2 separate regions of the Mus musculus genome follow, and region 2 is linked to region 1. Evidence: chromatin loops called from intact Hi-C (ENCODE). Cell type or tissue: heart. All regions are shown on one strand. Each heading gives the region's core, and the rest is flanking DNA. Links, peaks and the distances in the headings are about the cores only. Region 1 holds the start of Dnpep (aspartyl aminopeptidase). Region 2 holds the start of A630095N17Rik (RIKEN cDNA A630095N17 gene).

What was found. Peaks named below come from ENCODE experiments on the same cell type or tissue, not always from the same donor. Only the 100,000 strongest peaks of a DNase experiment are listed, where the experiment ranks them.
Region 2: it touches region 1 in a loop (2.2-fold over the local background); 4 of 42 quality-filtered maps call a loop at or near these places.

The regions. Positions count from the first base shown.
Region 1 is chr1:75,310,325-75,322,131 of GRCm38, forward strand. It overlaps Dnpep (aspartyl aminopeptidase), which reads right to left and starts at 6,693. Exons shown (of 15, transcript NM_016878.4): 1 at 6,567-6,693; 2 at 6,386-6,479; 3 at 6,217-6,305; 4 at 6,006-6,119; 5 at 5,621-5,746; 6 at 5,295-5,425; 7 at 5,021-5,096; 8 at 4,806-4,913; 9 at 4,040-4,117; 10 at 3,102-3,185; 11 at 2,081-2,241; 12 at 1,668-1,707; 13 at 1,468-1,569. The coding sequence starts at 6,479. In heart, for the core only: CTCF peaks have their summits at 6,806 and 7,766; DNase peaks (open chromatin) are centred at 4,867, 5,327, 6,737, 7,437 and 2 weaker places; H3K4me3 peaks cover 2,529 bases; H3K27ac peaks cover 2,872 bases.
Region 2 is chr1:75,229,737-75,241,543 of GRCm38, forward strand. A630095N17Rik (RIKEN cDNA A630095N17 gene) reads right to left here and starts at 2,357. Exons shown (of 3, transcript NM_001243090.1): 1 at 2,239-2,357. The coding sequence starts at 2,338. Dnajb2 (DnaJ heat shock protein family (Hsp40) member B2) reads left to right here and starts at 6,687. Exons shown (of 9, transcript NM_001159883.1): 1 at 6,687-6,853; 2 at 7,116-7,212; 3 at 7,719-7,828; 4 at 9,544-9,597; 5 at 9,772-9,894; 6 at 11,156-11,248; 7 at 11,435-11,537; 8 at 11,673-11,743. The coding sequence starts at 7,148. In heart, for the core only: CTCF peaks have their summits at 2,946 (motif pointing right) and 5,094; DNase peaks (open chromatin) are centred at 5,075 and 6,765; H3K4me3 peaks cover 1,944 bases; H3K27ac peaks cover 2,515 bases.

The DNA of each region.
Region 1 (11,807 bases), core at 1,295-9,294:
CAGCAATAGAAACCCTGACTAAGCAAGGTATCGTTGTGACAGACCTGACCATGTTTTGGGGATAATTGTGGAAGGACTTTGGAACTTTGGGCTAGAAGAGCCAGTGAGTGTTAAGACCTCAGTGGGAAGTTCTGTAGGAGCTTGGAAGATAAGAATGTTGAGAGAGTGCAGAAGATGGAGGCCTGGCTTATGAAACTTCAGAGGGAAGAGTAGACTCTATCAGGGCCATCTGCTATTTTAAGATTCTGTGGTTCTGGTTTGCTGGGACTGATAGTGAAACTTTTACATTACAAGGACAACTGATGCTGGTCAGCTGGAGCTAAGAAATTAGTAGTGATTAGGAAGAGACCATCCCTGAGGTGAAATCTTCTGGGAAGTGTTTTCTGAGAGCACAGGGAAGCTATGTTTCAGAGGTGGCCAAGGTTGTACTTTGTGCTGCAGGCGGACTTGATAATGTGTAAGAGTCACCCAGGTGGTACTGGTTGTGAAGGCATGAAGGGGTCGTGGAGAGCAGCTGAGGCTTGGAACTAAGAGGCACTGAGAGGCCACTGGTGAAGGTGACTGGTGAAGGTGCAGCCTCAGTGGCAGTTGAAGGTTCAGGACTGAAGGGGTCATGCAAAGAAGTTGAGGCCCGGCCCAGCACCAGAAGAGCTTCAGAAGCAAACTGGTCTAGGTGAGTCTCTTCTCCTGTCCCTCTTGCTCTCAACTTGGGCCTTCTCTTCTGCTACTAGACTAACTCATTCCTTTTCCCCCTGGGGATCTTTCTGTTTGTTCCCTCTGGCTGAGATGTTCGCCCTCTGGACCTCCCCATGGTATTTGTTTCTCAGCAGCTGCCTCTCACTTCCTCCCAGAGACCTCTCTGTGAGTGGAATGATCAGACATTACATGGGACAAGATGGAGACACTGATGCAGAGACGGCCCTTGTCTGGTCCTGCCTCTCCCAGAACTTGGGTGTTGTCCATCGATGGACTGGCCTGGGCCAAGTCTCTGATGTGGAGTGTGTGTACTCATGTAGTGCCCTAAGGACAGTGATGGGTGATCTCAGGCCAGAGGGAAAATGAACACTTGGGGTTCTAGGCTCACCAGTCCTGAATCTTCCTTCTGGGTTGAAGTAAAAGTAAAGAAAGACACAGAGACATGGGGTTATAGAAGGAAAAGGGGCAGGACTAACCTACCAGGTGGCAGGAGTAATCCTTACAGAGATCAGCAGGGTAGGGCTCATTATCACCCTCACTTTACCAATGGGCACACAAAAACTCAAGACAGCTTAGCAAACTAGGCCAAAGTCACCACAACAAAGCCAGCACTGCATCTAGCTCTGCACCCCAAACCCCAGATCTTCTCATTCACTGGGACTCCCTCCACTAAAGTCTCTCTCCTATGCTCCTCACTTACTGGGAGCTCATCAGTTTATGTCTTTATTCTGCTCCCTCCACCAAGCCTTCCTAGAAAAGATGCACACTCACCTGCAGGGGCACCCCAACTTGGCCAGCCACCTCTCGAATCATGGACTCAGACACTGCATTAGAGGCGTAGCGCTGCTTGCTGTTCACCTTGATCACAGGACCCTGGCAAAAGTCCCAGAACAGAGATGATGTGAGGCCTGTGTGAACCACAGAGGCCAGAGTCGGCCAGGCCGCCACATCTTTGAGAAGCAGCATCTTACCTTATGGAACAAAGGCCGGTGGTTTTCTTCATGCTTGTCCCTGTGAGAGGTGATAAAGATCAGGATGGCACACTGTGGTGGGGGCTGTCAACAGCCACTACCCCTTCCAAGGCAGATGGCACTAATGGATCATGGCACTCTTTCCCACCTAGCCCTGCGTGTCCTCAAGGGCATCAGAACAAACGATTCAGGCAGATTCTAGCCATGAAAGGAAGCAAGGTCACAGACAAAGCTTACTTAATATATACACCCGGCTTAGGCAACACATGGCTTTGCATAAGTCTGGCCTTGGAATAATCAAATGGAAGACTCCTGAACCTCCCAGCAGATGGAGAAAGGCAGGCCCAGGAACTAGCCTGCAAGTGGGCTATGCCGCGTCTCTAGCATAAGTACTGTCTGGTATGAAGACTCACGAGTAGTTTGGGTGCACAGCATGGGCCATGTCTGCACTGATCATGAAGGACTTAGGTATGGCTTCCTCGAAGGCAGTCAGACGCTGAGGTGAGGCTGAGATGCGCCGTAGTATCAGCTCCGTCAGCAGGGACTGTGCTCCTTGTGCACTCTCTGACCCCACCTGGAGATGGCAGAGATTTGACTGTGGGAATCTGGACATGCGCCTGGACTGTAAAAGTGTTCAGGATGGCCCGGGATCCACCTGAGTCACTTGGTAGAGAGAAGTATCCTTAGAGACTCTCCTTTCTGAACATATGACAGTAGACTAGGGCCAGACTAATTCCCAGTCATTCATGGACTAGAAATAGCATTTACTGATGGAGGTTTCCACACTGGTCCCCCACATTTACACCCAGGGCTAGGCAGGTGTTAAAGCTATATAACTAACTACCCAGCTAGAGACAGCATTCCCAGTTTCCTTTGTAACTGAATGTGGCCACACTGGGTTCTGTGAATGTGAGCAATAATGAATTCCATTTCCAGACCACACTCTTGAAGACAAAGGCATCTATTCTCTCTGCCCTCTCCTTTACTGCTGACTGGGTATAGACATGATAGCCAGAGATGGAATAGCCAACTAGCATAATAGACCAGAGACCTATCCAAACCACTAGCTGACCCAGGGAGTTACATGAAAGAGAACATCTACCTGTCAAGCTCCACTATAGCATCTCAAGATTACAGCTAAACAACATAGCTGACAACCCGCTATGTGCCAAGCCACAGACCTGAAAGGATGACCTGTGTAGTGGCCCCATCCTTGGGGTAGGAATGCAGCAAGGTACACATAGAATACAGGCTATGGAATCCATTATAAAAATCTATGCAGGGCCAGGAGGGAACAAGTGCTATGGGAGCACTGGCAGCTCTCCTTCCTCCCTCTTTGGGGCCTCTAGAATGCCCTGGCTCGCTCTGAGTGTGGGCCACCAGGCAGTTACTGACTACTCCACTGAGGGACCTCTGCCCCAGCCCTCCACATACCTCTTCATTGTCGTAGAGTGTGACCATGCGCACATGTGGATCCCTGGCCAGAGAGGCAGGGGATGCACAGGAATCAATCAATGCCTAGATGGGGAGGAGACAGGCTCATTATCCCTGACCTTTGCTTCTTACAACTTTGTCTGCCAGGACCTGGGAGGGACATGCTGCCCTGCCAGGGAAGTGGGCTGGGCTCTCGCAACCTTTCTCTTAGGGTCCTGCCTGGCAGGTGGAGTAGGACCTTTCTAGTGGGATAAGTAAATCCATTCTCTGAGCATTTGCTCTCATACACTCCCATGCAGAAGGCAGGAGGATAATGTTGAAGACAGACTGAAACTATAAGTCCTGGGAGGCCAATGATTATGAAGATCAGTCAAACTGATGGGCTTCTGTTAACAGCTCTAGACATGTCCATGAACAACCCAGCTGGCTGGCTCAGAAGCAGACACAGGCCCCGGAGCTACAGTTACCACCCAAAGCCTATCTCCAGTCACAGACAGGCAGGGAAAGGCAGGTTAGAAAGCAGAGGAGGGGCAAAGGGTAGAAAGCTGAGAAACAGCCTGACTGGGGGAGAGAGACAGTGAAGAACATGAAGGTGACCAAGAGGTACAGACAGCCCTACTGAGGTCCCAAGGATCCCAAAGAAGGCTGGCAGGGGACAAGGAGGAGCTTTAAGTCAGAGGCAGAATGAGAGAAGCAGAAGAAAGTGAGAATTGTTTTTCATGGTGGCAAGGCCTGTTTTCAGACAGAGGTCATTAAGGAAAAGTAAAAGACACCATGGCACCCTGAACACTGTCAGCTCCTGGTCCCAGAGCAGCACAGTAATAGTGATGTCAAGGCTACAGTGCATGGGCCCTTCCCAGTGCCAACAGGGTGAAGGCCTGGCTAAGCAGCCATGTCTCCCCAGCTCTCGTGCTGCCTGGGCTGCTCTGGCTTCTCACCTGCAGGGCACAGAAGCAGCTGTGCAGATTGTCCAGTCGAGGAGCGAAGATGAACTCTTCATAGGCTCCACCCAGGACCTAGAAAGACAGGAGGAACACCTAAGTGCCCGGGCCCTCACCACTTCTCCCTGTTCCCAAGGGCCAGAGCAACTCTTGACTGTTGGCTCAGGAAACTATTCTTGCTGTTCAGCAGAGAATGAAGGCCAGGAAAGGGCATCCTACAGCATCTGACTTGTCTCAGAGGGGCAGGCCAAAGGAGGGCTAAGTGGTCAGTCACCAAAAAAAAGAAAAGCAGCCAGCGATGGTGGGGCACACCTTTAATCCCAGCACTTGGGTGGCAGAGGCAGGCGGACCTCTAAGTTGGAGGCCAGCCTGGTCTACATAGTTCCAGCATAGCCAGGGCTACACAGAGAAACCCTGTCTAATAAAAACAAAACAATGCCGACTAAAAGGAAGAAAACAGCTAACACAAACATAGGACCAAGGAGCCAAAGACTAGCAGCTCCCTACTTAGCACTTGGAAGGCACCAGGCCTCTTGCCCTCAGAGGTTCAGAGCAGACAGGGGCCATGTCACACATCACCCCCAGTCTCAGTAGGACGGTCTTCTGGGGAGATGCTCTGCTTATCTGGGAACTACTGAAAGCAGAGGAAGTGCCACCAACTGGGAAGAACAAGGATGAGACTAACTGAGGAGCTTCGGGGATATGCTATGGCTGACAGGGACCCTGGAGGACCCCACCACGAGGGCCTACAGCCACTCCTTACTGCAGGCTGGGTGTCTGCCAGGCAGAGCTCCATCTCCATGATGCTGTCAGGACTCAGGCCCAGATGGGTACAGAGCAGGGACATGAGGACCGAGTGGTGCCGCTCATCCTGTAAGGCAGGGGATGTTGGAAGGTGGACCTGCTCATCCTTTGCCCCTCTAGGGGACTGGTCTGCTCCCCTCTGCCCACCCTCTCCGGGCCAGGGGAGCTTCTTACAGTGGCACCGAGAGGCCCTGGTTCAGGAGTCCCTTTCTCCAGCTCTTCCTGAACTGCTGTGGCAAGAATAGGGACTCTGTGGGGAAATGGGTTGAGAGAAGGGAGAGGGACAGCCATGAACTTCTAGTCCTCCGACTGATTCCCAGCGCACTCCCCAAATGGATAGAACTGGTTTCCAAACGTGGAACTTGACCACTAAGGGGTGGTCCTCTGTTCCCCAGTGCCATATCCCACCCTCACAGCCATCACAACCCTGGCTCGAATGTGGACTCACAGGTGGATCTCTGTGTTGGGCCCAAAGTTCTCATTGATATTTCGCTGCAGATGGATGGCCAGATGTGGGATGCGCAGGATGGGCCGTTCTATATGGACGAGCCTCTGCTCCAGCCGGCCTGAGGTAGGGCACTGTGGCCAACCGGCCAGGTCAGAACTGGGCACCTCCCAAATCCAGCTGATAAAATCCCTTACTAAACCCAGAATAATCATGTCCCCTCTTCCCCACGAGGACTCTTCACTGGTACACTTAAGAAATGGGAAGACATTCAAGCTTCAGGCTGCCGGAAGTGAGAGCCTCCCCAGTTCCTAGCCCCTCGATACCACCTTGATAATGACGCGTCCAGCCAAGGTCAGGTCCCGGTCGAACCATGTGCTCCAGATCCCACCGCCGTAGGTCTCAACACCGACCTGGTGGTAGCCCACCTGGCTTCGGCGCGATTTGCGTTTCACCTGAGCGTAAGAATGAGAAAAAAGGGAATGTCTGAAAGACAACATCTGGAAGGGAGACTCAGGCAGTAAGTTATACAGAGCAGATAGCACATCAGTTGACAGCTGAAAGTGTATGTGGGGAACATGAGAGCATGGGGCGGGTCTACCTTCTTCCCGGGACCTTGGGATAGGGCCTTGCAAACTCTACCTCCAGGATCTCTTCTTCCCAACCGCCCCCCCCCACACCTCCCTTCAGTCCAAACAAGTCCTAACTTCTTACCCTGAGACAGGGACTGTCCGTGTGGGCCCCAATGAGGCTGAAGCCATTGCCAGGAACATACTGGCCCCCCACAGCAAAAGCAATGATGGAGGAGGAGTTTCTGGTTAAGAAGTACTGGGGGAGAGAGTTGAAAGACAGGGGCGTGAGTTGCTTTATGATCCGGGACACAGGCCTTTGCAATAGTGTCTGCCCCCACGCTATCCCTTAGTACCTTGTTTTCTGGTACGATATCCCAGCCCTCTGTTTCCTTGAGTTCACGGAAGCCAGCCTGGAGGAGGCGGCTGCGGCACTCAGCCACGACTGTAGGAAAAGGGCTCTCTCAGCGATGGAAGTTGGTCAAGTCACTCCCACTCCTAGCCTCCCTAACCCTGGTCACCTACCGTGGAAAGGAGAGGGACTCCGGTTCACGAACTTCAGGAGCTCTCGGGCTGTGGCCTGGATGGCCTCTTTCCGAGCCCTGCCGTTCATAGCCATCTACAGGGAGAAGTGGAGAGTTCAGGTGGCTGCCGGGTCTAGGATCCCTCTTTCAGCCCCCTAGAAATGAGAGCCCCAAGGCTCAACCTCTGCTTCCGAGGACTTCACTGGCGACAGATGTGGATTCCTAGCTCGATCGCTCTCGGCTCAAAGGTTCAGTCCCAGGGCAAGAGGACCTCCACCCAGTTTTGTCCCTGGAGTACAGGATCGGAAAGGCCCGCCCCCTAATCAGATAATCCACGCCCCGCCCAGCTAGGAAATCCCGCCTCCAAGAGGACCTCAAAGCTGGAAAGGCCACTAGCCGGCGCGCCACCGTGTCCGGAATCAAAGCACCACTACACCTGTCCCTTAGCCCCGTCAGTCACTAGACAGCCCTTCCGGCTCCGGGAAGGTCAGGCCACCTCGGAGGGTTTCAGTTTTACTTTGAAACCGGAGTACGCCCGTGTCAGCGCCGCCTTAAGCTTAGCTCCGAAAGGGCGCGCGGCCTGCCACCGAGCCGAAGTGGAGGCGGGACCGGCAACAGCAACACACCTGCATAGCCCCACCGCACTCCGCTCCAGGAGCCGGACTCCGGCCCGCCCCTGACGCTCCGCTCCTCCCTCCCGGATCAGGCCTCGCCTTCGCCGAGCTGTGGGCTCCGCCTCTCGTCAGGCCGCACCGGGACTCCGCCTCTACCAGGCCTCGCCCCGCCCCCGCTGCTCCGCGAGCTCCGCCCCTGTCAGGCCTCGGTCGGGTTCCGCCCCCTCCCGCTACTCGCTCAGCTCCCGTCAGGCCTGGTTCCAAACACGCTGACTGCTCTGTGCCAGTCAGGCCGCGTCCCGCCCTCACTACTCCGAGAGCTCCGCCCCTGTCAGGACGCGTTCCGGTTCCGCTCCCGCCTCACCGACCCGCCTTCCTCCAATCAGGCTGCGTTCTAACCACGTGGACTAGTCAGCTCCAGTCACACCGCGCCCCGCCCCACTGTTCCACTAGCTTTGCCCCGTTAGGAGCCACGTCTCATGACCCGCCCTCATTGCGCCACTAGCTCCGCCCCGTCACGCCTACTCTCCAGACCTTGTCTCCGCTGTCCGGGCTTCCTTGGCAGGCCCCGCCCCTGATGCCTCTCTCGCCCCGCCTCCATCAAGTCGAGTCCTCCAGGCGTTGACCCCCCCCCCTCCGCCCTTTCCTTTGTCAGCGGCCTCGAAGCCGCTGCGAGGCGTTCCGCTCCTGGAGCACCCTCAGGCAGGACGGCCCACCGCGGCGGCGGCAGCGCGCTCTAGCGCCCCGGTGGTGTTAGCACAGCCGCTGACTTCCATGAGTTTATGTTATGATAAACGTTATCGTATGTAATTCTCACAATTTTACTGTCAGCATTTTGTAGACAACGGAATTATGAGAGTAATCTGTCTCTAGTTACAAATGGATGGCACAGCTGGGCTTATGACTCCATAAATTAGTGTGCAGAGCCTAGAACAACTGCAAGAGACTTTCGTAGGCTTTTTTCTATCCTCTTTGGTTAAATGTTATGCTACTTAGTAGGTCTCAGAGGAACACAGAAGTCAGTGACCTTTTCAACACAGCTGTTTGGGTGGCCCTGAGGTTTGATTCTGATACTCATGATTTTTTTTTTCTTTCAGACAGGATTTCAGTTTTGTTCAGGCTTTTCCAGAGCTCACTATGTAGCCCAGGCTGGCCTCAAATCCATGGCAATCCTGCCTCAGTCTTGCAATTGTTGGAGATACAGGCATGAGCCGCCCCTACTGGCTCTTTCTACTCCTTAAAGCAGTTGAGGGGGGCAATTCCAATATTATGTTTCCATGTCAAGAATGTTGAATAGCAATCTTAAAACTCATCCATACATCGATGGATCAGGACTCTTGTGGCTTTGAGGTTCAAAACAGAGTCGACCTACCATGAGTGTAAAAATAGTCTTTCCAGGGATCACAGGTCTCTGGGGTGGGGGTGGGGGGCATCTGTTGCTTTTATACTTGGGATGGAAATGAACAGGGATAGATTCTGGAAAGGTCCTGCCACCCTCACTTCAAAGGGGGCAGTTTCAAGATCCGTTCAGTGGGTGACAGACTACATCTGTGTAGCTTCTTAATCATCCTTTAGATATCATTGTATCCCTACTCATTTGTACAGTTAATTAATTACTCATTAATAATTATGTAAGTCGCATTATGTATGAAGCTGAGTGCTAAGTGGACCATGGGAAGGATGTTCTCATCTGTTCTCTAAGGTCTGGTTACGTGGGGGAGGGGCTACATTCTAAGCTACTGATAGCTAAAACAGGGTATGGTTCTCCATATGAGTGGGTTCTGCATCGTTGAATCCAACTAAGTATTTGGGGTCCTGTGTATTAACTAAGCAGAAAGTACAGACATATTTTAAAAGTAGTATTTATGAGAGCGAGAGATGCTATTAAACTCCAAGTCATGAACATATGAAAGCCCGTCTCATGTCAACCTAGGAAATGTGAGTTTAAAATGATGTTCTGTTTTAATTGATGAGGTAAACAAAACCGGAAACGCTTGGCGATGTCAGGCATTGAAAAAGGCTTGGGGTAACACTTGCCTTTACACTCGATGTTCTGAAATGTAAATATTCCATATGGCTGTTTTCAAGCTATGAACGTGATGCCACTAGAGCTAGACACGGATTTGGGAAGAGTTGTACAGAAAAGCAAGCCACTGTGTGTGCTTCTGCCCGGCAGATGCACTGGACATAAGTAACCTGTACAGCAGAAAGTTTAAAATGTGGTACGATAGTGGAAAAGCTGATGGTTTTAAATTTTAACTGTCTCTGCAATATAATTTGCTTAATTGTACCATAATGCTTTGAGGATTGCTGCGGTTAACAACAGGGTCACCGAATCCTTGGGAATCTCACAGTCAGTTCTCATGAACTGGTGCAGGTCAGTACTCCACCCACACTCACCATCCTTGCTATGAAACATACTGCCAATGAAATACCAGACTGGGGGCTGGAGAGATGGCTCAGTGATTAGAGCGCACTGAGCTGCACAGGGACTGTCCCTCCAGCTTTGCTATGTCACCTCTGGCATCAGGCTGTGATAGTAGTTGCTTTGCAGAAACTTGAAGTCACTTTTGCTAAAAACATGGACTCATCCTTTGGACTTGTACTTCAGATTTTTGAATGGGTCAAAAGTCTTGGCACATCTTTCTTTCATATTGTCCCTGTCCCTGTAGGAGCCTATAAGGTGGAAGGAGAGAACTGACTTCTGAAAATTGTCATCTGCCCTCATGTTTGCCCTGGCATGAGCAAGTCCACACTCACACACACACACACACAAACCCATCACACACACACACATACATACACACACACACACATACACACACACACATATACACACACATATACACACACACATACGCACACTCACACACACACATACACACACACACACTCACACATACACACACACATACACACACACATACATACACACATACATACACACACACACACACACACACACTTTTAAATTGTCTAAGACTATAGTGCTGGATTAGTGCGGCCTGTCGCCATTACGGCTGTGTTGAGTATCTTATACCCTGCCCTTTTCCTCTCCAAACAGCTCAAGCACCTGCACTTCCTCAGCCTCATCAGGACGTTCAGACTAAATGAAGGGGCCAGGACATTTGTGTGACAATGAGTGACTTGGTGGTTCCTGGGTTAAGTCACTACACATTAGCCTGCAAGCCACAAGACCAGAATGTTTGTGCCCAAGAAGGAAAAGATCTTTTGAAATCTTTCCCATGACCAATGGGCAATTACTAAGCCTTAATCCATTCCAGGAAAATCAATGAAACTTTGCTGCTTGCTTCTGTTCAGCGAGCAGCAGCCTGATCTCCCTTTCAATCACTGCTCAGCATATTGCTCTGGCTCACATGAAGTTGGCTGACTCAGTCTGAAGCTATAGTAAAGATGCCCTGCTTGTCTGTCTTGTCTGCAATGCAATGTGACTTGGTATCCTCTCCCCCGTTTTCTTTCCCCTCTGTGTGTGTGTGTGTGTGTGTGTGTGTGTGTGTGTGTTGAGACAGGGTATCACCAAGTAGCCCACACTGCTCTTGGGCCATATCTAATTCATGCTAGCCTCCAACTCGCAGTGAGCCTCTTGCCTCAGCCTCCCCAACTATGGGATTATAAGACTTGATCTTATTTCTACTGTCTCTGTACTGTAGGATCTGCGTTATCTGGTATCAAGTTGGCCAACACAATCAGTATCTGGGAAGTTTTTAGAAATGGAGAAAATCAGGATGCAGTGGTTTGAATATGCCTGGTCCAGGGAGTGGCACTATAAGGAGGTGTGGCCTTGTTGGAGGAAGTGTGTCACTGTGGGGGTTGGCAATGAGACCCTCCTCCAAGCCACATGGGAGCCAGTCTTCTCCTAGTTGTCTTTGGAACAAAAGGTAGAAGTTTAAGCTCCTCCATCCCGCCTGGATGCTGCCATGCTTCCTCCCATAGTGATGATGGACTGAACCTCTGAGCCTCTAAGCCAGCCCCAATTAAATGTTGCCCTTTATGAGTTGCAGTGGTCATGGTGTCTCTTCACAACAATGAAACCCTAAGACACAGGGTTTACCAGTAGACATAAGACATTGCTAGATTTCTCTTTTTCGGAGCCGAGGACTAGACCCAGGTTGCTGTGGATGCTAGATGAGCACTCTACCACTGAGCCACACTTCCAGCCTGATTTTACTGCTGTGATTGAGACAGTGTATGACAATGTGACTCAGGCTGGCCAGGTAGCCATTATGTAGACCAGGCTGAACATGAACTCTTGTTTCTTCTGTCTCAGCTTCCTGGGTAGTGGGATTGTGAGTGGATACCACTCTTTGTTCTTTAAAAAACAAAATCTCAAAACATTCAATTTTACCAGTGAAGACTCAGAAGCCAGATGCTGGAGTGAAACCTGCCAGCTCAGAGAGACAGAGAAAGCACCGAGCTGACCTCCTTACTCTACCTATGTCCCATGGAGAAAAAGCCCTTTCTCCTCCTTCATGCTGTCTTAGATACCCTTCAACTCAGTGTCCCTCCTTTCTACCTCCTGGGTTTTCTTATGTTTACTCCCCATCAACTGGTTGCTTGCTCTGCCTCATGACTTATGGTTGACTTTATTCAATCCTGTTTACAGAAAGCTTTAGGATTAAAGGTGTGTGCTACAGCTGAGCCACACCACAACAAGAAACTGTTTTTTTTTTCCAGTTCACAAGCATGGTGTTCATAATGTGATTAAATATCCTGCAACATTTCTCTTCTTTTATCTAAAAAGAAGACTCTTTCTCTAACATCAATAAACTATATACTATCAGATAAGAA
Region 2 (11,807 bases), core at 1,960-9,959, 80 kb before region 1:
TGGACCCTATGCAGTGCTTGTGGGCCTGGAGACTGCTGCGATTGGTACGCAGTGATCAGTTCCCGTCCCCAAGGGCACAGTAGAACCACTGCATCGATGAAGGGCTTTGGGGTTAATCATCACAGCCTCCCGGCTTCTGCAACCAGTGCCAGGCTTTTCTTTATTTTACACCCTTAGATCACAGTGCATCGCTGAGAGAACTTGGGACGGGGCCCTGGAGCAGGAACCTTAAAGGACACTGTTTACTGCTTTGCTCTCTGGCGTGTGCTCAGCTAAACTTTTTTTTTTTTTAAGATTTATTTTATTATATTTATGAGTACAATGTAGCTGTCTTCAGACACACCAGAAGAGGGAACTGAATCACATTACAAATGGTTGTGAGCCACCATGTGGTTGCTGGGAATTGAACTCAGGACCTCTGGAAGCGCAGTTGCAGTCAGTGCTCTTAACCACTGAGCCATCTCTCCAGCCATTTATTTATTGATTGATTGATTGATTTGATTTGATTTGATTTGATTTTTTGAGACAGGGTTTCTCTGTATAGCCCTGGCTGTCCTGGAACTCACTCTGTAGACCAGGCTGGCCTCAAACTCAGAAATCCACCTGCCTCTGCCTCCCAAGTGCTGGGATTAAAGGCGTGTGCCACCACTGCCCAGCCCTGTTTTGTTGTTTTTTGTCCAGTCCAGGCCTACCTGTCTTGAGATGATGTCACCCACAGAGGGATGGACACTTCTCCATCAATTATCAATCATGACAATCTCTCACAGATGTGGCTACAGATAAATGTGATCTGGGAAGTTCCTCAATTGAAGTTCCTTCTTCCAAGGTATCTTAAGAGTTTCTATCGCTATGGTGAAGCACCATGACCACAGAGCCAGAGAGGAAAGGGTTGATCTGGCTTACACCTCCAATCTGGTCCATCATTGAAGGAGACTGAGACAGGAATCCCAACATGAACCTGGAGGCAGGAGCTGATGCAGAGGCCATGGAGGAGTAGTTGACTGGCTTGCTCCCCATGGCTTGCTCACCCTGCTTTCTTACAGAACCCTGCACGACCAGCCCAGGGGGTGGCCCCACCCACAGTGGGCTGGCCTCTCCCTCATGAGTCACTAAGAAAAGCGCTCTACAGGCTTGCCCGCAACCTGGTTTTATGGAGACTTTTGTCCATCTGAGGCTCCCTCCTCTCTGGTGACTCTAGATTCTGGTAAGTTGACGTGGGCTCAGGCAGCACACCAGGTGACTCCAGGTTTCGTCAAGTTGACACTGAAAACCAACCAGCACTCTGGACAAGCTGAAGCATCCCCAGGATACCTTATATTATCTTGTTTAAACCTAAAATGCATGTAGCCATTATACCTCCTGTAAGTCCCATGGGGACAAGTTCTGCTGCTCACCACTCTATTATTGGCACCCCAAATGTTGCCTGCTATATTAGTCAGTCAGCACTTGTTAAGGAAGTGTTACATGTACGCCTATTTTATAATTGTGGAAATGAGGCTTTGTGCAGCTCTGTGTCTTGCCCAAGGTTACCTCGCTAGTAAATGGAGGGAGCAGGATCCAAACCCAGGCAAGTCTGAGCAGAAACGGGTGCTCTGGCTTCTTCTGATCACTGCTCCTCTTGTCCATGGTGGAGCCAGACTCTGCCTCTTCTGGCCTGCCAGGTGCCCAATGCCTAGACAGTGACTCAGGCGCCTTGAGGGCAGGGAGGGGGTGACGCCTGACAAATTCTCTGTCCTGACTCTGGGATAGAGGACATCAAGGCAGCAGATGAGACAGGGCCTCAGCCAGGATAGAGACTCCCTTGGGGACAATCTTTGGGCTGCCACTGACCCTGGGAAGAATCTCACAATATCTTACAGGAGGTGTGGCAAGAACCTGGGACAGGCCATCAGGAGGACTAAGAAGAAAGTAAGTGACCTGCCAATTGGGCTGTGTTTCCAGATAGATAGGCACGGTGCTCTTCTCTGTCTGGTGTACAGAGACAACCAGCCCACCCTGGTTGTCTCTGTGGCTATGTCCTCCTCCAGTTATGTGGCATAGCTAGTACACACATCCCCAAGCTCCCACTGGCGTGCACTGACAGGCCTGGGTTGGATGGGGTTTAAGTGTGGGAAGGGAACCACCCAGCTTAGCTCCCTTGGGGCAGCTGTGAGCACCACCCAGCCTGGCTCCTGGGGACTCCCTCAACCCTAGGAAGTGCTTTCATCCTTCACACTTCTAAGACTAGGGAGCAATTACCTCCTGCAGGTAGACTCCTGAGCCAGGTCCCCAGCCTTGGACCTCGCCTCTGCTGTGTCAGGAATCTGTCTTTGTCTCCAAAGGTGGGGTTCTCGGCCATCTCCTTCTGAAACCCCGCCTCTCTCCTCTTGGGGTTGCTGTTGCCACACCTTCCAGCTTAGGTCACAGACTCCAGAACCATCTAGAACCTTGACACATTCCTTTCACTGGCTTTCCCTGGGTCCTATCTCCTATCTGTCCCTGTGACTCGTTAGTGCTTGGAGTGAGCTGCCTTGTGCTGTAGTCCAAGTCTGGTTTTATGGCTTTACGCATGGGGTTTCTCGGCATTGCCCTAACTTCCCAACCAGGATAAGTTCTTCTGTATATTTGAATATTTATGTTTGCAGGCTCCAGGATTCAAAAGGTACCAACAGCTTTTCGTGAGATGCAGTAATAAATCTGTATCCGCTTCTCCTGTTGGTGGCTACCAAACCTAACATTACTCTGTGTTTATCATTTTTTCCTTTCTTCTGGGACAGGGTCTTGTTATGTAATCCAACTTGGCCTTCAACTCATGATCCTCCTAGGTGCTGGCATTACAGGTATGTTCCACTGCACCTGAGTTTTTTTGTTTTTGTTTTTGTTTGTTTGTTTTAATAAAGACTTTTTAAAAAAGATTTATTTATTTATTATAAGTACACTGTAGCTGTCTTCAGACACTCCAGAAGAGGGCGCCAGATCTCACTACGGATGGGTGTGAGCCACCATGTGGTTGCTGGGAACTGAACTCAGGACCTTTGGAAGAGCAGTCAGTGCTCTTAACCACTGAGCCATCTCTCCAGCCCAAAGACTTATTTTTTAAAAGCCTGGCACGGTGGTATGTGACTAAATCTAACACTCAAGAGGCAGGTGGATCGCTAAATTCTACAGAGTTAGTTCCAGGATAGACGGGGCTATACGGAGAAACGTGATGCAAAAACCAAACAAAATAAAACAAGATTTACTTTAAAAGCAATGTGTGTTTGTATGTGTCTCTGTGTGTATCTATGCATACCGGTGCCCACGGAGGTCAGAAGAGGGCATCAGATCTCCTGAGGCTGGGTTTGCAGAAGGCTGTATTTGGGTGCTACCTAGTGTGGATACTGGGATCCAAACATATCCACTGTAAAAGCTCTGCAGGCTCTGAACCACATATCTCTCCAGTCCCTCTTTATTTTTTAACATAATTTCCACTGTTTATTCATTTGTGGTTTTTTTGTTGTTTGTTTGTTTTCAAGACAGGGTTTCTCTGTGTAGCCCTGAGTCAGTGACTGCGTAGTTCTTGCTTTGTAGGCCAGGCTGGCTAGATGAAGCCTTGTCTCAACATTCCCCACTACCACGCTAGAGGTGGTGGGACCTGGGAGAATGAGTCGATAAATAAGGCAGAGTAAAGTCTCACGCAACAGCCAACTCTTTATCCAGAGCATCAATTTATACTCTGAGGGCTAAGAGAAGTCTCATGGGTAAAGTGTACAATCACAAGGCAGGACACAGGGAGTAGACAATTCACACTTGACAGAAAACGTGTTTTTCCACAGAAGCACATAAACGGGTAATGGGCAATTGTAACAAATAATCTGAAGTAAAAATCTGAAGTAACCTCACTCCTCCTTGCTACACCCGAGAGGGGAACAATAGCATAGTCCAAGAATAATCTCATGTTTTGAGGACACTGAGGTCACAAGCACTAAGAAATCTCCTCACATGACTCCATTCTCGGACCATGCCTCCCCTCCCCCAAGAATGGGTTTATAAAAATTATACTGAGTCCTGGAAGTACATTCACCTGGCAGTATTAAAATTTTTAAAAAGAAGTTTGTTTTGCAAATTCTTTTGACTTCCTTTGTGAATGAAGAAAAGTAAGCCTTTATCTGCTTCTGCTAGGTATGTTCCATGCATTCATTTATATCCTGTCAAGTTCTAAGTATTGGTTACATAGCTCAGGCTGCCCTCTAATTTTGACCCTTTGGTCTCAGCCTCCTGCATTCTTTGTTTCTTTGTGTAGACAGGTCCTCACTCTGCAGTCCGGGCTGAGCTGACACTATTTAGACTGGCCTTGAACCTGAAGTAGCTCTCCCTCCTCAGCCTTCCAAAGGTTGAGACTACACCTCGGATTTAGACTATAGTGCAGGTGCAATGTTTATTGTATGCACACACCTGAGTCATACATAGCATCCAAGTGGCGATCAGAGGAGCCATCTCACCAGTCCTGGCTTTTCTATTCTATCCTTTTTTTTTTTTTTAATGTTTCTGAGTACACTGTAGCTGTCTCCAGACACACCAGGGAGGGCATTGGATCCCATTACAGATGGTTGCGAGCCACCCTGTGGGGGAATTGAACTCAGAACCTCTGGAAGAACAGTCAGTGCTCTTAACCACTGAGCCATCTCTCCAGCCTGGCTTTTCTTAATATCACATTCCTGGTAGGTGCTAGCCTGCTGTGTGTTGAGATGAGAGAAAGAGAAAAATAGCAAAAACTTGGAAGATTTTGGAGTAATTTACTTACTCTTGATTTGTTTAAACCAAATATAAGTACTTCTTGGTCCTTGGGTCAGTCAGAATTCGATTGCAATCAGCAGAAGCTAACCAAGAAAATTAAACCACCAACAAAACAAAACAAAATAAAGCAAAGCAAAGCAAAACTAAACTAAATCAACCATTTCCCGCCACTAAATCACCCTCAAATTAGCAACGTATGGAACTCGCATCGATTCAGTCAATGCAGGGCTGGCAGCCAAACCTCAAACAGCAGTGACAAAGGAGGTCTGGCAGCTCTGTCCCCTCCCTCCCGACAGTGATCATCTGTCCTCAGCACGGGGACAGACACTTCCTCCTCCAGGCACAAGAGGCCGCTGAAGGACCCACAGCAACCTGCACTACACAGAAGCAAATTCTTAGCCACCTTCACCTTCATCTCTCTTTCTCTATTCAGATTTGAAGTCCCACTTAGTCGTGACTTCTCATTGGCAGAACTCATCTTGTGCCTGCACCCTTAGATCAGGGAAGCAAGAGCCTCAAAGTTCTGTGGTAGATACTTCATCTCTTATTAAGGCTGAAACAACCAAAATTCCCCAAGTGTAGGTAGGAAGTCTCTAGATGTAGGCAGGAGTTCAGAAGGTGGGGAGACAGGAAAAGGGGACAAAATGACGGCAGCCTTCCCTTGGTTGGTGCTCAAGCTGTTGCTTTGATGAGATGTCCCCAGGTCACCTGTCCTGAAACACTGACTGGACTCATACAACCATTCCTGCTTGGGTCATGTGTGACACCAGAAAGCATTATGCTAATAACAGCTTCCATAAACCATGCTTCATTTGACTTCTAACAACTCTAGGTGTTACCTATACTTAAGGGGGAAAACAGGCCTTGGATGTTCCCAAGTCACACAGCAGCATCCGGTTGCAAGGCCAGGTCTCCCTGCTCTCAGAGTTCTGAGTTTCCCAGTGGGTTCTGCTGATAGGCTGTGTGTGTGTGTGTGTGTGTGTGTGTGTGTGTGTGTGTGTGACATCCCATGCCATTTTTTATCCCTCCCCCAGTGCTGGGAATTGAGGCTAAGTAAGGTCTGGCGGCTGCTGGGCAAGCACTCTACCCCTAAGCTATCCCCATAGCTTTACATTCTTAGTACCTTCTGGCAGCATCTACTAAGAAAACAGTACACTAATGTCTAGGAATTGGCCAGATGGAATAAAACAAGACCCACTTCTGGAAGGTTCCCTTTTCCTGAGATCTGAATCCAGAAATCATTCTGAGGCTAAATAGATCTACTTACGATCAGCTGTGGAAGAGAAACGTTGAGTCTACTAATTTCCTCATACTAGGCTCTTCTACCTCACCCTTTCTAGGTCAAAAATGTTAAAAGTCTTCCAAGTGTTATTCGGCTGTCCAACTGATACGTTTCAATTCTGACTAAAGACTAAGGGGATGACGAACGAAGGAGGACACAATTCTTACCTTGTATAATTTACATTCTACTGGGGGAGATAGATGATCATCAAATAAATGTTAATTTGTGGCTCTGACAGTGTGGAGAAGAAAATGCCACGAGACTCTATAAAAAGCAGGTCTGACCTACTCAGGGGAGCCAGGGCAGCCTCTTTTGAAGACTTAGCACTGGAGCTAAGCTATGAAGAAGGGTTAGGCCCAGAGGAGACTCGGTGAGTCTTGGAGGTGATGGCCTGGGGGAAGTACTCAGGGATCGTGAAGCACTTTTAGAGGCCAGCGACAGGACAGGGGACCCGCACCTAGCTTGCGGACCGCCCCTCTGCCTGTGTTTGAGAGACTGCGTCATAGCTGGAAAGATATAGCCGACTTCAGCCTCCTAAGTCCCACCTGGGAATGACGTCGCCTGGGTGAAAAACTAAAATAAACGGCTCCGCCCTCATCTCCCAGCAGCCCCTGCAGCGCCCCCGCCCCCCCCGCCCCCGCCCCCTCGTGTGACCGGCCGAGCCGGCCCTCTGAGTCTCTAGTAGTTTCCAGGGCGCTGACGCATGCTTGCGCACACAACCCAGCCTGGCGTGTCGTACGCAGTGGCCGCGAGCCGGGCAGCGGGTGCTAGGCGGTTCCCCTGCGGGGGGCAGGGGCGGGACTCCCGGCAGAGGAGGTGCGGTCCCAGCTGGGTCAGGTTGGGGGTTCAGATCGGGTTACTAGACTTAGGGGGTTCGGGTAGGGCTCCCCACTCCTGCCGTGAGATAGCCCTGGGCACCGGCCTGCGGGACCAGATAAAGGCTGCGAAGGAGCCTAGTCACTGGCCGCAGGCGTGGCTCCCCGGCCCGATTCCACCTCGAAGTGTCGCCTGCCTGCCCGGGGTTGCGGCCGCACGGAGCTGCGGTGCCTCTGTCGGCCTGACCCCTTCTCTCCCGCAGCCTGGAGGAGGGACGTCTGACGCTGAGTTGCCATGGCATCCTACTACGAGATTCTAGACGTACCGCGGAGTGCGTCCCCTGATGACATCAAGAAGGCGTAAGTGCCTCGGCTGTGTTACAGAAAGGCTCTGACCCTTGTTCCCCGCCCCCCTGAGTGCCAGGGGCCCTTTAGAGGTCTGGCTGAAGGGAGGAAGGAGACCCTTGGGAAAGTACGAAGACCAAGTCCAGCCAGGGAAGAAGAGCTGACCTTCTTTAGCGTCCTCTATACACCCAGCTCCCCTCTCCTCCAGCTCCTACATGTGGGCTTGCCCAGGTTGCAGTGCTAAAATGCCCAGGCTATGAGACAGGACAGTGTCTCCACTCTCCCTGTGGCTATAGATAGCTCTATCAAAAGAACCCCAAGAAAGGGCTTATGGCAGGGACTTTCCTTTTTACTCATATCCCTGGCACACCACAGGGAGAGAAACCCCTGAATACAGGCTGCAGTCGTGAGGTATTCTGGGATCGGGGCAGTGAAAGGGTGTTGGACTAAGCAAAAAGGGTAGTCGGTGGGCAAAGCCTACATCAGTCTCCTGACCCTCCCTCTGCACTCACTTCCTGCAGGTACCGAAAGAAGGCTCTGCAGTGGCACCCAGACAAGAACCCGGATAATAAAGAATTTGCTGAAAAAAAATTTAAGGAGGTGGCAGAGGCCTATGAAGTACTATCTGACAGTAAGGCTTGGGGTCCTGCAGGGACCGGCATGTCCCCCTGCTTCCATTCATTCTTGGTACTCCTTCCTAAAGCCACGCCTCCATCCCGTCTCCTCCATGATTTTATTTTAGATAGTGTTTAATCGCCTCCATGTTATGTCTGTCTAGCAGGGTCTGAAGAGCAATTTGGGTCCTGATCGGGGAAGGTCATAGCTTTCCTGCCAGGCCAGCTTATCACCCCCATTTTGTAGGCTAGTAAACTGAGGCTGAGAGAGATGAAATAATTTGCCCATTTCTTGAGCCAGAATATGAATCCAGGTCTGATGGGTGATTTTTTTTTTTCCTCTGTGCTTGAGTATGCCTAGGGCATTGCACATGCTAAAGCAAGTTTTCTACTGTCAAGCCATGATTCCAGACCCAGGTCATTCACTCATTCATTTATTCATTCATTTAGAAAACAGTCTGACTAGACATGGCTATAATTCCAGCACTCAGGAGGTAAGGTAATGCAGGAGGATTTTAAGGTCAAAGGTCCTGTTTCAATAAGTAAACAAACTTCAAAACAACAACCACTAGTTGAGGCTGTAACTTTGTCAGTAGAGTGCTTTGGTAACATACACAAGGCCCTATGTATGATCCCTAGCCCCGCATAAACTTGGCGTGGTGGCGCATGCCTGTAATCCTAGCGACACAAGATGGAGGCAGGAGGATCGAAAGTTCAAGGTCTTCCTTGGCCACATATCAAACTCATGACCATCCTGGGCTACATGAATAGTATCTTTTTTTTTTTTTTTTGAGACAGGGTTTCTCCGTATAGTCCTGGCTATCCTGGAGCTCACTTTGTAGACCAGGTTGGCCTCGAACTCAGAAATCTGCCTGCCTCTGTCTCCCAAGTGCTGGGATTAAAGGCGTGCGCCACCACGCCCGGCTAACAGTATCTTTTAAAATGTATTTCTGAGATGATGTGGGTGGTGGTTCACACTTGTCACCTCAGCACTGAGGAGGCTGAGGTAAGGTGATTGCAGAGAGGTTGAAGACAGCCTGGATACAGGATGAGACCCTGTCTCAAAACACCAAAACCAAACCCCACAAATGATCCCAGAAAATATCTCCTAAAATTACTGTGCCAGGTATTTCCGGGTACTAGGGAGACAGTGGAGGGCAAGCAGGCCCCGTCCTCGTCCCGTGGTCTATCGTATTCTGGTTAGGGAAGACCGACAGGAGTCAGGTATGTGCAGAGGCAGGTTACACACCGAGAAGAGGATTCCAAAGGAGAACTGCTGTACCAGGGAAGGGTGGCGCATGCTCTTGTTGTGGTCCTAGCTAGTCTCTGTGGAAGTGGCTTGGTTAGGATAAGCCTATTAATAAGAATATGGTATAATTAGCTGACATTTATTTACTTGTTTCTGTGGAGCTGAGTGTTGAGCCCAGGGTCTTGTTCCTGTTAGACAGGGTCTCTGCTACTAAGCTCTCCCTCAGCCCCTAGCTTATGTTTATTGCCTTATGTGTTAGGCAGACACCGTGCTAGGCAGGTTGGTGAGTTATCTCCTTTAAATTCTCTCAGTGGCTCAGAGTGGGTGCTATGAGCATGTCTGTCATAGAGATGAGCCAGCTGCTGAAACCATGCCCCCCTGGATACCCTGCCGTCTCCCAAGTTTCATTTTCTGACACTCGTCCTAGCCCAAGAGGGGCGATAACTTTCCTAAAGGGAGGAATGACCAGGTCTCTTCTTCTAGAGCACAAACGGGAGATCTATGACCGCTATGGCCGGGAAGGGCTGACCGGGGCAGGTAGGTGGAGTGGTGGGGTTCCAGGATGGAAGTGGGTCAGGGAGGGAGGGGCAGGCAAATTCTGGCAAAGCATGCTCTTTCTAAGGTTCCTGGCCATGCCTTAGGTGGGATGCCCTGGCTCAGGGCTGTATGTACACACTAAGTCGTCCCCTCCTCATCCTGACTCTCCTCCAGGAAGTGGTCCTTCTCGATCGGAAACTGGTGGTGCGGGGCCTGGCTTCACATTCACCTTCCGTAGCCCCGAGGAAGTCTTCCGGGAGTTCTTCGGGAGCGGAGACCCTTTTTCAGAGCTCTTTGGTACGTAGACGCAGGGTTGCTCCACTCCCTCTTCCAGCCTGCTGTCTGTCCTCTGTGGGGAATCTCTCAGGCTAGAGCCGGAGACGGAATTGGAATTTCACAGCCGGGAGATTTGAGGTTGTAGGCGTGAGTCCAGGGAAAGCTAGGACAGAACCTGACACATGGCAGGACTCACGTGACACACCAGTGACACTTCACAGACTGGCCTTATTAAATGACAACAAGAACACATTGTTAAGCCTCCACAACAGCCACCAGTGGAGCAAGACTCAAAAGCATCATGTGACTGCTGCAGCGCCATTACACATAACAACAGACACCTTTTTTTGTTGTGGTTTGATGACTAACATATGCCAAGAGTTCTACATCTCCTAAAGCCTCTTGTAAATCCTGAGAGCTGAGCCATTTTAATCCCCATTTCCAGATGAGAAGACGGAAGCATGTTAGTTAGCTTAGATGCGCACAAGTAATTGGCACAGCTGGGTGGCTAGGAAGGCGCTCTGTGGTAGGGGCTTGTCCAGCATGTGCAGGGCACTGATTTCAGTCCCCGGCACCACAAATCAAAACGTGAAGGCAAATCTGTTGATTAAAAGACTCCTTCGACAAGCATGGTTTGCACATGCCTGTAAAGAACTCACCACTGAGCACTGGCCACGGTGGTGCACACTTTTAATCCCTGCGCTCAGGAGGCAGAGGCACTCTTGAGTTCAGGGCTAGCCTGCTCTACCTAGCAATTTTCAGGCCAGCCAGACCTATGCAGTGAGAACCTGTCTCAAAACCCCAAAAGAACTTTAAACTTGGGAGATGGAGGCCCAAGATCAGGGCTTCAGGGTCATCTTTATCTATTAAGTTTGAGGCTAGCCTGAGCTACTGATACTGAGACGCTTTTTCCAAAAAAAAAAAAAAAAAAAAAAACAGTTTAAAAAATGTGTAAGTGGGGCTGGAGAGATGGCTCAGCGGTTAAGAGATTTTGAGTTCAATTCCCAGCAACCACATGGTGGCTCACAACCATCTGTGATGGGATCTGATGCCCTCTTCTGGTGTGTCTGAAGACAGGGACAGTGTACTCATATATACAGAATAAATAAATATATTAAAAAAAACAACAATAATCTTAAAACATTTTGTAAGTTTACACAACCCCAAACAGGAGCCATCAGAAGTGTATCGGGTTGTTTAGCAGCTTGCTTTCTAGGCCTTAAGGCTACAGCCACACACATTTTGGAGGAAAGCTCTTCACCAAGGACTTACCTTCTTGCAGATGACTTGGGTGTCTTCTCGGAGCTTCAGAACCAGGGTCCCCGACTCACGGGCCCTTTCTTCACTTTCTCTTCTTCCTTTCCTGCCAACTCCGGTAAGCACTGTCCCTGTCCATCTCTGCAAATCCCGAGTCTTGGAATCCTGGGAATTGGTTTTGTTTTGGCTAGCCTGGGCAGGTTTGAGCGAGGCCCCCAAGATTCCTGACTTTTGGTGACGTTGGTAAGTAGCTAACCCTCTCTCTCTCATCACCGCCTCTCTGCCTCGTCTGTCCCAATGCCAGATTTCTCCTCCTCATCTTTCTCCTTCAGCCCGGGGGCTGGTGCTTTCCGCTCCGTTTCTACGTCCACCACCTTTGTCCAAGGCCGCCGCATCACCACACGCAGGTGAGCTCTCCTTCTGGGGCCGTTCAGGTGGAGGGGCTGGGGAGGAGGCACAGAAGCAAGTGCTGTCTTGACCTGCCCTGACCACTGGATCCTTCAGAGGTCTGCTCACTGACTGAACTGTGCCGTCTTCCACAGAATCATGGAGAACGGGCAGGAGCGGGTAGAAGTGGAAGAGGATGGACAACTGAAGTCAGTGTCAATCAATGGTGAGTGGCACCTCCTCTCACCTTCTGGGGTCGGGTAAGTGGGAGAAGGGTCTCAGACTACATC